Linked DNA regions of Mus musculus: all the other regions are linked to region 1. A link is a contact called in ENCODE Hi-C or POLR2A ChIA-PET data. All regions are on one chromosome and are shown on one strand. Each heading gives the region's core, a stretch centred on a gene start or an enhancer-like site at or near the end of the contact. The rest is flanking DNA. Distances are from core to core; before and after follow the strand shown.

What was found. Hi-C counts contacts between places; a loop is a spot of excess contacts on that map. ChIA-PET counts read pairs that join two places held with the same protein, here RNA polymerase II (POLR2A).
Region 2: POLR2A ChIA-PET joins it to region 1 with 12 read pairs in Patski. The contact joins the promoter of Orai3 here to the promoter of Vkorc1 in region 1. POLR2A ChIA-PET finds 5 or more read pairs at or near these places in 3 of 5 experiments (Patski and embryonic stem cell).
Region 3: a map of heart shows a loop between it and region 1 (2.3-fold over the local background). The contact joins the promoter of Hsd3b7 here to the promoter of Vkorc1 in region 1. A Hi-C loop is called at or near these places in 3 of 37 maps with a recorded cell type or tissue (heart and left cerebral cortex). POLR2A ChIA-PET finds 5 or more read pairs at or near these places in 2 of 5 experiments (Patski and embryonic stem cell).
Region 4: POLR2A ChIA-PET joins it to region 1 with 19 read pairs in Patski. The contact joins the promoter of Fus here to the promoter of Vkorc1 in region 1. POLR2A ChIA-PET finds 5 or more read pairs at or near these places in 4 of 5 experiments (Patski and embryonic stem cell).

The regions. Positions count from the first base shown.
Region 1 is chr7:127,894,352-127,896,906 of GRCm38, reverse strand. It overlaps Vkorc1 (vitamin K epoxide reductase complex, subunit 1), which reads left to right and starts at 1,290. Exons shown (of 3, transcript NM_178600.2): 1 at 1,290-1,498; 2 at 2,293-2,402. The coding sequence starts at 1,326.
Region 2 is chr7:127,768,535-127,771,089 of GRCm38, reverse strand. It overlaps Orai3 (ORAI calcium release-activated calcium modulator 3), which reads right to left and starts at 1,275. Exons shown (of 2, transcript NM_198424.3): 1 at 874-1,275. The coding sequence starts at 1,101. Fbxl19 (F-box and leucine-rich repeat protein 19) reads right to left here. Exons shown (of 11, transcript NM_172748.2): 11 at 2,162-2,555.
Region 3 is chr7:127,799,339-127,801,893 of GRCm38, reverse strand. Hsd3b7 (hydroxy-delta-5-steroid dehydrogenase, 3 beta- and steroid delta-isomerase 7) reads right to left here and starts at 1,285. Exons shown (of 7, transcript NM_133943.2): 1 at 1,180-1,285; 2 at 648-819; 3 at 278-433; 4 at 1-60. The coding sequence starts at 813. Setd1a (SET domain containing 1A) reads right to left here. Exons shown (of 19, transcript NM_178029.3): 19 at 1,772-2,555. The coding sequence ends at 2,415.
Region 4 is chr7:127,966,215-127,968,769 of GRCm38, reverse strand. It overlaps Fus (fused in sarcoma), which reads right to left and starts at 1,291. Exons shown (of 15, transcript NM_139149.2): 1 at 1,193-1,291. The coding sequence starts at 1,205.

The sequences.
Region 1 (2,555 bases), core at 41-2,540:
ATGTAAAATCTTCCCAAAACTTGGCTGTGAAGGGATTAGATTAAAGACAACTGGAGAGGGAGCTGGTGAAGAAACTCCAGGCAAATGGGAAGGGTGGAAAGGCAGACAGTACAGAACTGACAGGTCCTCAGTGGGGAGGGGGGGATATTTGTAAAGGGGAGATAATATAAGAGGGATTGTTGGGTTGATCCAGGCTCAGGTTTTGCCAAGAGTGCGCCACAGTGGTACAGAGGTCTGGGAAATCACAGGAAAGTATGGCCTAGATAAAGGAATTTATTGTGAGAGGGAGGGTGCCTCTGCCCACAAGGGGCGCTAGTGAGACACGAGGGATGGCTGGCGGTGATCTTGAAAGACAGGTTGTAGACAAATGGTATCTGAAATAATTTCGGGGAAAATGCTTCCAGAGTCGTATCCCTGCTTTCGCGGAATTCCATTCGTCTATTGACCCGTAGGTTCTAGACATACCAGATGCATAGACAGAACTTGTCATAAAAAATGTGCTAAGCCGGGCGTGGTGGCGCATGCCTTTAATCCCAGCACTCGGGAGGCAGAGGCAGGAGGATTTCTGAGTTCGAGGCCAACCTGGTCTTCTACAGAGTGAGTTCCAGGACAACCAGGGCTACACAGAGAAACCCTGTCTCACCTCCCCCCCCCCCCCAAATGAGCTAAACGGGAGATGGTTTAGCAGTTAAGAGCACTGACTGAACTTCCAGAGGTCCTTGAGTTCAATTCTCAGCAACCACACACGGTGGCTCACAATCATATGTAACCGGACCCAATGCCCTCTTCTGGTGTGTCTGAAGATAGCGACAGTGTGTTTGTGTTTGTGTGTGTGTGTGTGTGTGTGTGTGTTACCGTCCTGTTAATAGTAGCTTTACAGAGCCGGGCATGGTGGCACACGCCTTTAAATCCCAGCACTTGGGAGGCAGAGGCAGGCAGATTTCTGAGTTAGAGGCCAACCTGGTCTACAGAGTGAGTTCCAGGACAGCCAGGGCTGCACAGAGAAACCCTGTCCTTGAAAAACCAAACAAAACAAAACAAAGTAGCTTTACAGCACTACATACTCAAATTTCCCTTAATGTCTTGCAGCCTCTCCAACTACAATTCCCATCATGCCCGGCAGCTGCGTTATCAATGATTACCCACATTCCTAAATCCTGTTTACCAGCCCAGCATTCCTAGCTGTCATGCCTAAGAATAACCAATTGAATTGGAGAACGCCAGCGGAGGCCGACCAATCTTCCGGTAGGAGGGGCGTGGTGACAGCAGGCCCCGCCCTGCCCCGTGGCGATTCTTCCCTCCTGTCCCTGGGCTGTACTGTCGACATGGGCACCACCTGGAGGAGCCCTGGACTCGTGCGGCTTGCACTGTGCCTCGCTGGCTTAGCCCTCTCACTGTACGCACTGCACGTGAAGGCGGCGCGCGCCCGCGATGAAAATTACCGCGCGCTCTGCGATGTGGGCACGGCCATCAGCTGTTCCCGCGTCTTCTCCTCTCGGTGCGTGCAGACATGGAAAGCATGGGGCTCTTGAAGGCCAGGTTACCAGATAATTTTGGAGTCTGGGGTCGCAGTGTCCACAGAAAGGACACTTTGAGAGCGGCCTGGCTCCATGGGTTTTGGTGGGTAATCGGACGTGCACACTGGACCTCACAGAGATACTGGTGCTTGAACGCTTTCTGAGGATACTGTAAATACCAATGATGGGAAGACTGGAGGAGGCAGGGCAGTATATTGCATAGAGACTGAGGAAACTTGAGATGATACAAAGCGGGAGGAGGGGGTGGACTATTGGCTGTGCTGAGGGGACAAAGTGGCTCACTCTGTCCGGGTTGGAGGACCAAATGTTAGTGGGTGGTGAGGGAACTGTAGCTTTGTAGGCCCAAGCAAATAGATTTCCCAGTTGTGATCACCGTAAAGCGAAATCAAGCTGGGAAAAACTTTTAACCTTTCATTTATTTGTTTGTGAGGTGGCACATGCATGCCACTACATGCATGTGGAAGTCAAGAGAATAACGTTCGGGAGTTGAGTCTCTCCTTCTTTGTGGGCTGCGGGGGGATTCGATCCAGTTGACAGGCCTGGCAGCTGATACTTGTTTTTCCTGAGCCATCTCACCAACTCCTGAAAAATTATTGATAGTCTGTGATGACAGGCCACTAAGAGCCCCAGGACATGCCAGGTCAATGCCCTTTGGACTCTTAGTAGGTGGAGCTTCTTGCTAATCACTGTTCTACAAAAAAGCTCAAGAGGCACTTGGCCTACCCCACTTACCTGCTTCTTTCACTTCCACCAGGTGGGGCCGGGGCTTTGGGCTGGTGGAGCACATGCTAGGAGCGGACAGCGTCCTCAACCAATCCAACAGCATATTTGGTTGCCTGTTCTACACCTTACAGCTGTTGTTAGGTGAGTGAGTGGCTTTGCCCCTTCATGACCTGTCTTCTGAAATCCAGAGCAGCCCCACCTCGTGTCGTGTCGTGTCGGTGACCCAGACAATTGACACCCAGCTGCTAATTACTGAGCAATCTCATCACAAGGAGTCAAGAAAGCAGAACACTT
Region 2 (2,555 bases), core at 26-2,525, 130 kb after region 1:
AAACTGAAACTAGCAGAGCTTCACTCCACACCCATACCCTGCGGAGCATCCTTGTCTAAACAGCAGCTTCCATGTAGTCTAGATAGCACACTGTTCTAGAAGAGCCTCCTTTGCTAAGCGGAGCTTGTTCTAACACACCTAGTTCTAGGGGGTCTCCATAAGAATCCCACATCCTCCTGGACAAAAGCTTGGCAGACCACAGAGACAGCACCTTCTATGATGTCACAACTTCCTAAAGATGGCAACTGGAGTGGATGTCGACTTGGGGCCGCACAGCTGGCCCTAAGTAGGGAGGAACCAGGACACATCTGCAGGCCACACTCTGGAATCTTCAGTTCCACTTCCCGGGGCCACTGCTGGGACCGTTAGCTGACATTATCCTCCCACACCTGCAGTTTATCAGACTTATCTGCTAGCTCCCTGATCAGCTTCCTTCCCCAGCAGCTTCCTCATGGTTTCTTAGTTTTCCCGGCAATTCTCTGTGCCTTCTGAGAGGTGGGCCCTTCAGTCAAATGACTCTCACATACACTATCCCCCTTCCCCGATCTGGTTGATATAGGCTCTCATTCAGCTTTGACTGCCTTTCAACTCTCGAGGACTTGGTAACTAAGCCACTTCAGACTTTCCCCCCACCAGTCTGCATCTGCTGACCTCTTTACTCCCTTCTTCCACGGCATTTCTGGGACCGATCTTCAGTCTGTTTATATTCCTAGAGCTGTGCCCGACATAAAGGGTTTTTCCAGTCCCTTGGGACTTAGCTCCTTCTTTTATCCTAAAGAAACCCTTTTATTCAGTCCAGTACTGGGGACCCATTTTCTTGACTTCTCCCACCACGTGCTTTACCCACCCCGTGTACCCCCTCCCACCCCTCACCATGGCGAAGCCCGACAGCAGAGCAGATGTGCGGCTGGAGGCTTTGAGCTTAGCCCGGCTGAGGTAGAGGCGGCGCCAGCTGAGCGCCCGCAGAGAGTGCTGACTGGCCCCCATAAGGTCCAGGTAGCCGCGGTGCACGAACTCCCGGTACGTGGCTGAGCCCGCGGGGCTGTCCACCTCCGGGTTCAGCGGGGCCTGTTCGCCCGTGTCCCCCTCGCCGCCCTTCATCCTGAGAGCAGTTACACCACAAGCGCAGATGGTCAAGGAGGGGCCGAGGCGCCTTGTATCCCCAAGAAGGGACGGCCCAAGCGCGGGTGGGACCCCATCCTGGGTGGCAAGGCAGACCCAGCGGGAACAGTTACGGACGCGTCTAGAAGGCCCAGGGGCCGAAACAGGAACTGGGGCAGGGGCGGAGCCCGGTGACCACATGATTGGGTGGAGCCGTGAGACGAACCCCTGCAGTCTGCCCACGGGCAGAGATCTCAAGGGACCCTCTAACCCAGGCCACGACGTGAATGCTCAGCCTCAGCTTTTGCTGGGACTTTGCTGGCCTCAGACCACCCAGTGTATGTACCTGGACATTCACAGGTGTCCAGACTTCCACACTCCTCTTTGAGCAGTCATCTCAGGAAAATTAAGCCCATTTTCCTCCCAGAGACCAAAGGAGCCCCTTCCACCATCCCTACCCACCACTCAGACTCGACACCGCAGACAGACACAAAAAGTCAGCGGCCCCGGCTAGATTCTGAGTTTTATAGCAAACCTTATTGTACAGACTTGTGGGGTTAGGGGTCCAGCCCGGCTGGGTGCCCCACTTGTCCCTCGCCGGGGTGCCTCCTCCCCTCCCGCAAGCGGCCCCACCGTCAAGCCTTTCTCCAACCCCAGGCCCCCCCTCCTGCCTTTGGTCCGCCCAGCCCCCGCCCCCAACCCGCGCACCTTCCTGTTACCTGAGGTATGTGGATAGATTCCCCTCCCCCCACCCCCATGTAGTACAATCCAGTTCCCCCTGGCCTAAGTTGAGTGGGACCTAGACCTGACTCCTCCCTCAGGCTCTTGAGACCCCACCCCCACACTGGAAGAAGGAAAGGGGTGGGAAGAGGGGAGGTGCCAAGAGTCTGTTACTAAGTTCCCACAGCAACTAAGAGGGACCGTTTCCAGTCTTAGCACTGATTTCCGGAGGTGTCCATTGGCTGCTATTTCCATGGCAACCAGGAGTGGCAGTTCCCTGGGCAAATGGGACACGAGTTTCCATGACGATGAAAGAATGGGAAGAGCCAAACTGGAGGAGTCCCATCTTGCCCATCTTTAAGCTGACATTTCCCCACCCCAACTCAAGTGAAGGGTGGAGCTGTTCAAGACAGTAATGCAAGAGAGCTAGGGGTGGGACAGTCCAAACTGGGTACCCATAGCCCAGTCTCGGTCAAGCTGGTCCCCTCACATCACACTCCCCCAAGTCCGAGATTCCCCCGGTTCAAGTAACACTTCAGTACAGATGAATGTTCAAGTATTGTGTAGAGAGCCAGGCAGGGGTCTGGGCTACCCCTCACCACTCCCCTGGGCCACCGAGCTTAACAGCAGGTAGACCCGCGGCCCCTACTCCTTGCAATAGCTGCCATTTTCAGTGACGTTCAAGGAGTCAAGGTCGGGGAAAACTGAAATCTGGGTAGAGGGAAGGGGAGAGA
Region 3 (2,555 bases), core at 36-2,535, 95 kb after region 1:
TCGTGTAGACCAGGTACTGAGTGCCAGTCTGCACACAAGCATCAATCACATTCTGTGTGCCTATGGAGGAAAGGGACAGACGCAAGCTGTGTCTTCCCGCCTCTCACTCCTTCTGCCCCCCCCCCCCCCCCAGTGTCCAAGGAGAACCGCATCAGGTCAGGACAGGGTTCGACAGCAGTAAATGGACAAGGTTATCAAAAAGGACAGGCCCTCCCATAAAAATCACTGGTCAGAGGCAGGCCACACACTAGGGGCCAACAGGTAGGTAGCAGCTCACCCTGCACGTTGACTTTGTGGATGGTCTTTGGACTGGCCTTCCCAAACACATCCACCAACCCAGCTGTATGGATGACCACATGTGATCCAGACATGGCTGCTGCCACCTCATGGGCCTGAGTCACATCCCCCTGGATGGCAGTCACCTGCACAGGCCCTGGTGGAGACCCGAGGCAGTGTCAGAGCTGGGGCCTTAGCCAGCTGCTGAGTTTGGCCTGTCCACACCCTGGAAGCCACATGAACCAATGACTCACCCGGCCCCTCTGTCTGGTGGAGAACAAACAGGAATCATCTTTTCCATAAGCTGAGGTATCCCAGTCTGGGAAGGGATGGGGCCTCCCTACCTCCTGCTACTGCCCCACTCCAGTCACCTGCTTTCAGCTCCTCCAGCCAAGAACTCAGGTGCAGGTCAAAGACACGCAGCTCCCGGAGCCTGGGCTCCCGTTCCAGCAGCATCCGAACAATATGTTCCCCCAGGAAGCCGCAGCCACCTGTGACCAGGTATACCAGTGTTGGCACCTGTGCAGAGTCTGCCATGCCCAGCTGTGGGAAGAGAATTTAGCTCACTAGAATTGCCTGGTAGCACCTGCTCCAACCATGTGTTCTTCATAGAAGGGATCATTAGGTGGGAGCAGTGTGGGTGGAGAGGCTGAGTAGCAGGGGTGGGTTGCAGTTTTCTGTGCCTGTAGCACTAAGGCTCCCTGCCCTCTGACCCTAACTGCTGAGTCACTAGAATTGGATGCAGAATGGGAGGGATTGAGGCGGGTGGGGGGAAAAAAAAAAAAAAAAAAAAAGACTAGATTACTAAAGGACAGGCAGAGAAAGCAAGGAGTTGAATAGGGAGGTTGGAAGGGCGCAGGCTAAAAGGCAGGCCAGCTGGGCCTCAGTATCAGCTCTGCCTACCTGTAGTAAGTCCCAGGGCGCACAAACTGGCCACTGGAGGAGGTTGTGTCCTGGACTGGTGGACCAGCTAGATGTACATAGGCTTCCTTCCTTCCGCTCGCTCCTCCCTCCTGACCCATTCCAGGAAGGAGACCAGCCTAGCCTCCACCCCTAGGGGCGGGCAAGGGGGTTTGGAGGGAATTTTCTTGCCAGAGTGCCCCCTGGTGGCCAGTCCACTCTTCAGTGGCAGGCAAAGGACAGAACCTGCCCATTTGGTAGTGTATTTCAGGATAATAGGGTAGGGAAGGGATGCCCCCATCACTGATATGTTTGTCCCTCCTGCTGGGTCTCCCAGTAGGCTGAAGGCCCAGCACCAGCTATGGTTCTGGGAGGGAGAGCAGGGTAAACCTGATCTTGACATAATTCTGGCTAGCATCCATAGTGAGACAGATCTGGCATGTTTGTTGTATCTAGGTGGTTGGTCCAAAGCAGCACTGCGGTCTGCAGGTTGATTCACCCCAAACTCAAAGCCACCCATTCCCCCTCTCTCCTGCTTCACCCACTGTGGCAACTTGCATCCCAGTCTGCTCTTCCCAAAGATACTGACCAAGCATTTTTGTACAATAAAGTTTAATCACAATTATAAAAATGTGGTGTTGGGTTTCACTATTAACATTATGTACAATCCAGCCCAACAAGAAGGGCCTGCCCCCCACCATCCTGGCCCACTGAGCCAGAGCCCTGAGACACCAGGGTGGGAGGGTGACCCACAGGGTCTGGCAGGAACAGATGAGGCAGGGTTCCAGGCACAGAGTTCCCAGGACTAGGGGCCAAAGGCCCCCCCAGGGGGAGAACATGGCCACTGCCCCAGAGACCCCTAAACTGGGGCGGGGTGCACATAGGGCAGAAGGGGAAGTCCCCATTAACATGAAGCAAAGGGCTATGCAGCCCCCAAGAATAGCATCTATACAGGCTGGTACCCCAGGTTTCCACAGGAAACAGCTGCTGGCAGCTACAAAACATTTACAGCTTCTTCTTCGCAAAGAAAAAAAAATTAAGAGGGTGTTTGGGCATGGGGCATAGGGGAGGCAGCAGATGCCTCAAAGGACTGAGGCTCCCTTGTTGGCCTCAGTGCTCCCTATCCCACGTGAAGGTGGGGGCAGTGGGCCCTGCTGAGCCCAATAAGGCTGGGGTGCTGGGAGCTTAGGGCACCAAGGGGGAATAAATAGGGGTGAGGGCACCGGTCCTGCCCCACCTCAGTTGAGGGAGCCACGGCAACTTTCAGTGCCGCACAGACACGGAATCTTGTTGTCTTCTAGTGGGAACTTGTAGTCGTAGGTGATCTCCTCATCCACGCCGATGGGCTGCTTCGAGTAGATGACAATCTTTTTCTGAGA
Region 4 (2,555 bases), core at 42-2,541, 72 kb before region 1:
ACAGATCATCCCTTAAGTTTAAAAATCCTTTTGACTTGTTGCAGGTCTTTCCAAGGCCTGCAACACACGTCACCACATTTTATATCTTCACAGCAGCTCTGTATACAGGAAAGGTGGTATCACCGGATGTCAAGATTAACTTTGACAGTCAGCGCTATTACACAGTTGAGTTCAAGCCCAAGGAAGCAGCTAGAAGAATGGGACTCTCCAACCCCCAAATGGCATGGTGCTCCCAAGGTTCCCGACGTGTGGCTCCAAATAACTGAGCTCCCGCCTACCATGCGCACCCAAAGCAGACAGCACTTTCAACAATCTGGGAAGCTGTAGCTCAGCAGCTCCCTGCAGGAAACCCAAGCTCTACCCCCGCACTGGGACAAAACTGACAGCGAGAGGGTGTGGCCTCGGAGAGCGACTCCTCTGATTTCCTTCCGGCCTTAGGAAAACTCAACTCTGAAGTGGGAAACTCAGGCCGGGGTCCCTGACTCCGTTGGTCATCCCCTGGCGGTCCTCCCAATCCCACGGACACGCAGGCCAGCCAGGAGCTTCCGCTCCCGCTGCGCGGCCACGGAGGCGGGAAGAGGTGGCCCCGCCCCTTCCCAAGGGACCCAGCGAGCAGGGCGAGGCCAGCACCGGACCACAAGTCTTCCGCCGAGGGTCTCGCGACAAAAAAAAAAAAAAAAAAAAAAAAAAGAAGAAGAAAGAAAGAAAGAAAGAAGAAGAAAGAAAAAAAGAAAAAAGTAAAAAAAACGGACCAACTCCTGGCGGGGGGGAGGGGGGCCGCGGCGAGAAGGGGGAGGGGCCAGAGGAGCGCGTGCGCGCACCAAGTGCCCGGATGCAGCACTGCGACAAAGCGAGGCCGGGAACGGAGGGAGGGGAGGGGGTGGGGCGAAGCTGCGGAGACCCAGAGCTCCCTCACCCCGGTCACCCCACGTCGCCAGGCAGCGTCTCTCTCAACACTCGACTCAAGTGACCGGGCCAGGAGAGAAAACCCACGGTCTCCGCGCCAAAGGCGCCAGGGGAGCCAAACAAAATGGCGACACCGCCCTCCCCTTCCCTCCACCCGCTGCTTCCCGCCAGAGGTGGGGGAGCCCACTCGCCCGCCACCGCAGGCCCAGCCGAAAGCCAAAAGCCTTGCTGCGAGGGAACGAGGCCTCGCAGGGACGCGCCGTCGCCGCCTCGCGCTCCCACATACCGTTTGAAGCCATGTCCGCGCACGCGCGCAGCGCAGGCCGCCAAGCAACAAAGTTCCAGACGACCGCGAAGCGATGCCGCGAGGACTGAGCGGCCCCGCCTCCCGCGCCCGCCTTAAGTACGCCTGCCGCCTACGCGCCACCGGGACGTACCAAGTGGAGAAGCGCGAGGGGGAGGCACGCCCAGGTCCCCACCCTTCCCCGGGGATACGGAGAGCTCAGGAAGACAAGAGGGAAAACGAACTCGCTTTATTCCCAAACACTCGCACGCGCTTTCTCCTTGCGGCCGGTGGCTCTCGTCCGTCGCCCGGGGCTCGCCTTCGACACACCTCTACCCCACTAGAGGCAGAATGGTACGACCCGGCCTCCCGCTAGGGGCGGTGCCAGGGCCCTGCGCCCGAGAGCGGAACTGTGTAGTCAAGGCCTGGAGTCTCCGGGTGTGGGAACCGAAATCCTTCCGACCGGCCCAGCGGCTGGGCCCCACTTTCACTGGGGAAGATGCAGCATACTTTCGCTTGCCCTGGCCTAGCAACTGAGTCGAACGCAGTGTCGCTCTGGTCCTCCACATTCTCTCCTGACAGACAGCACACTGATCAGTCTCGTTTTTCACTTAGGAATGCCTCGGCTTGCTGTTCTTTAGACCTTAACAAGGTTTATAGATTGTGACGTTTAACCTGGAAGAAGATGAGCTTTAGTCTGGACCCTATGGCCCTAAGGCTGGTTCAACAATAACACATATGTATACAACTTAAGAGGCTTCAAACCCACAATTACCCCCCCCCTTTTTTTTTTTAATTTGGCCTCTCAGTACCGCTCAGTTGATCTCGAATCCTTGATCCTATTTGCCTTAGCCCTGTGCATCCTGGAATTACAGTCGTCCTGGTTTTCCCCCATCATCATCTTGTAAAGAAATCTGAGGAATGTAGCTTAATGATAGAGCGATCGTTTAGCCTGTGCATGACCCTGCCTACCTCTCCAGTCCCGGAGCTAGGCAGAGGTGGAGGGGAGATGGATCTTATGAGAGCAGTGAGCGGCTAGACTAAGAATGTGAATGAGGTACGAGGCAGTTCAGGGTCAGACCTTCTGATCTTTAAAGTCTAAGCCTGGGGAACTACAAAATGCTTCTTGGTTACAGGAAATGATTGAAAGCATTTAAAGGCATGAACACTTTTTGTCAGTTCAAGGACAAAACGAAATTCAAGGGGGTTGGAGAGACAGCTGCTCTAGAGAAACCACAGGTTCAATTCCTAGTACCCGAATGTGGGCAAACAACCAACTGTAATTCCAATACCAGGGACTCTGGGATCACAGAGATCAGGTAATTCATTTTGCAATGAGTAGGTTAGGATGGGTCTGAGGGAATGA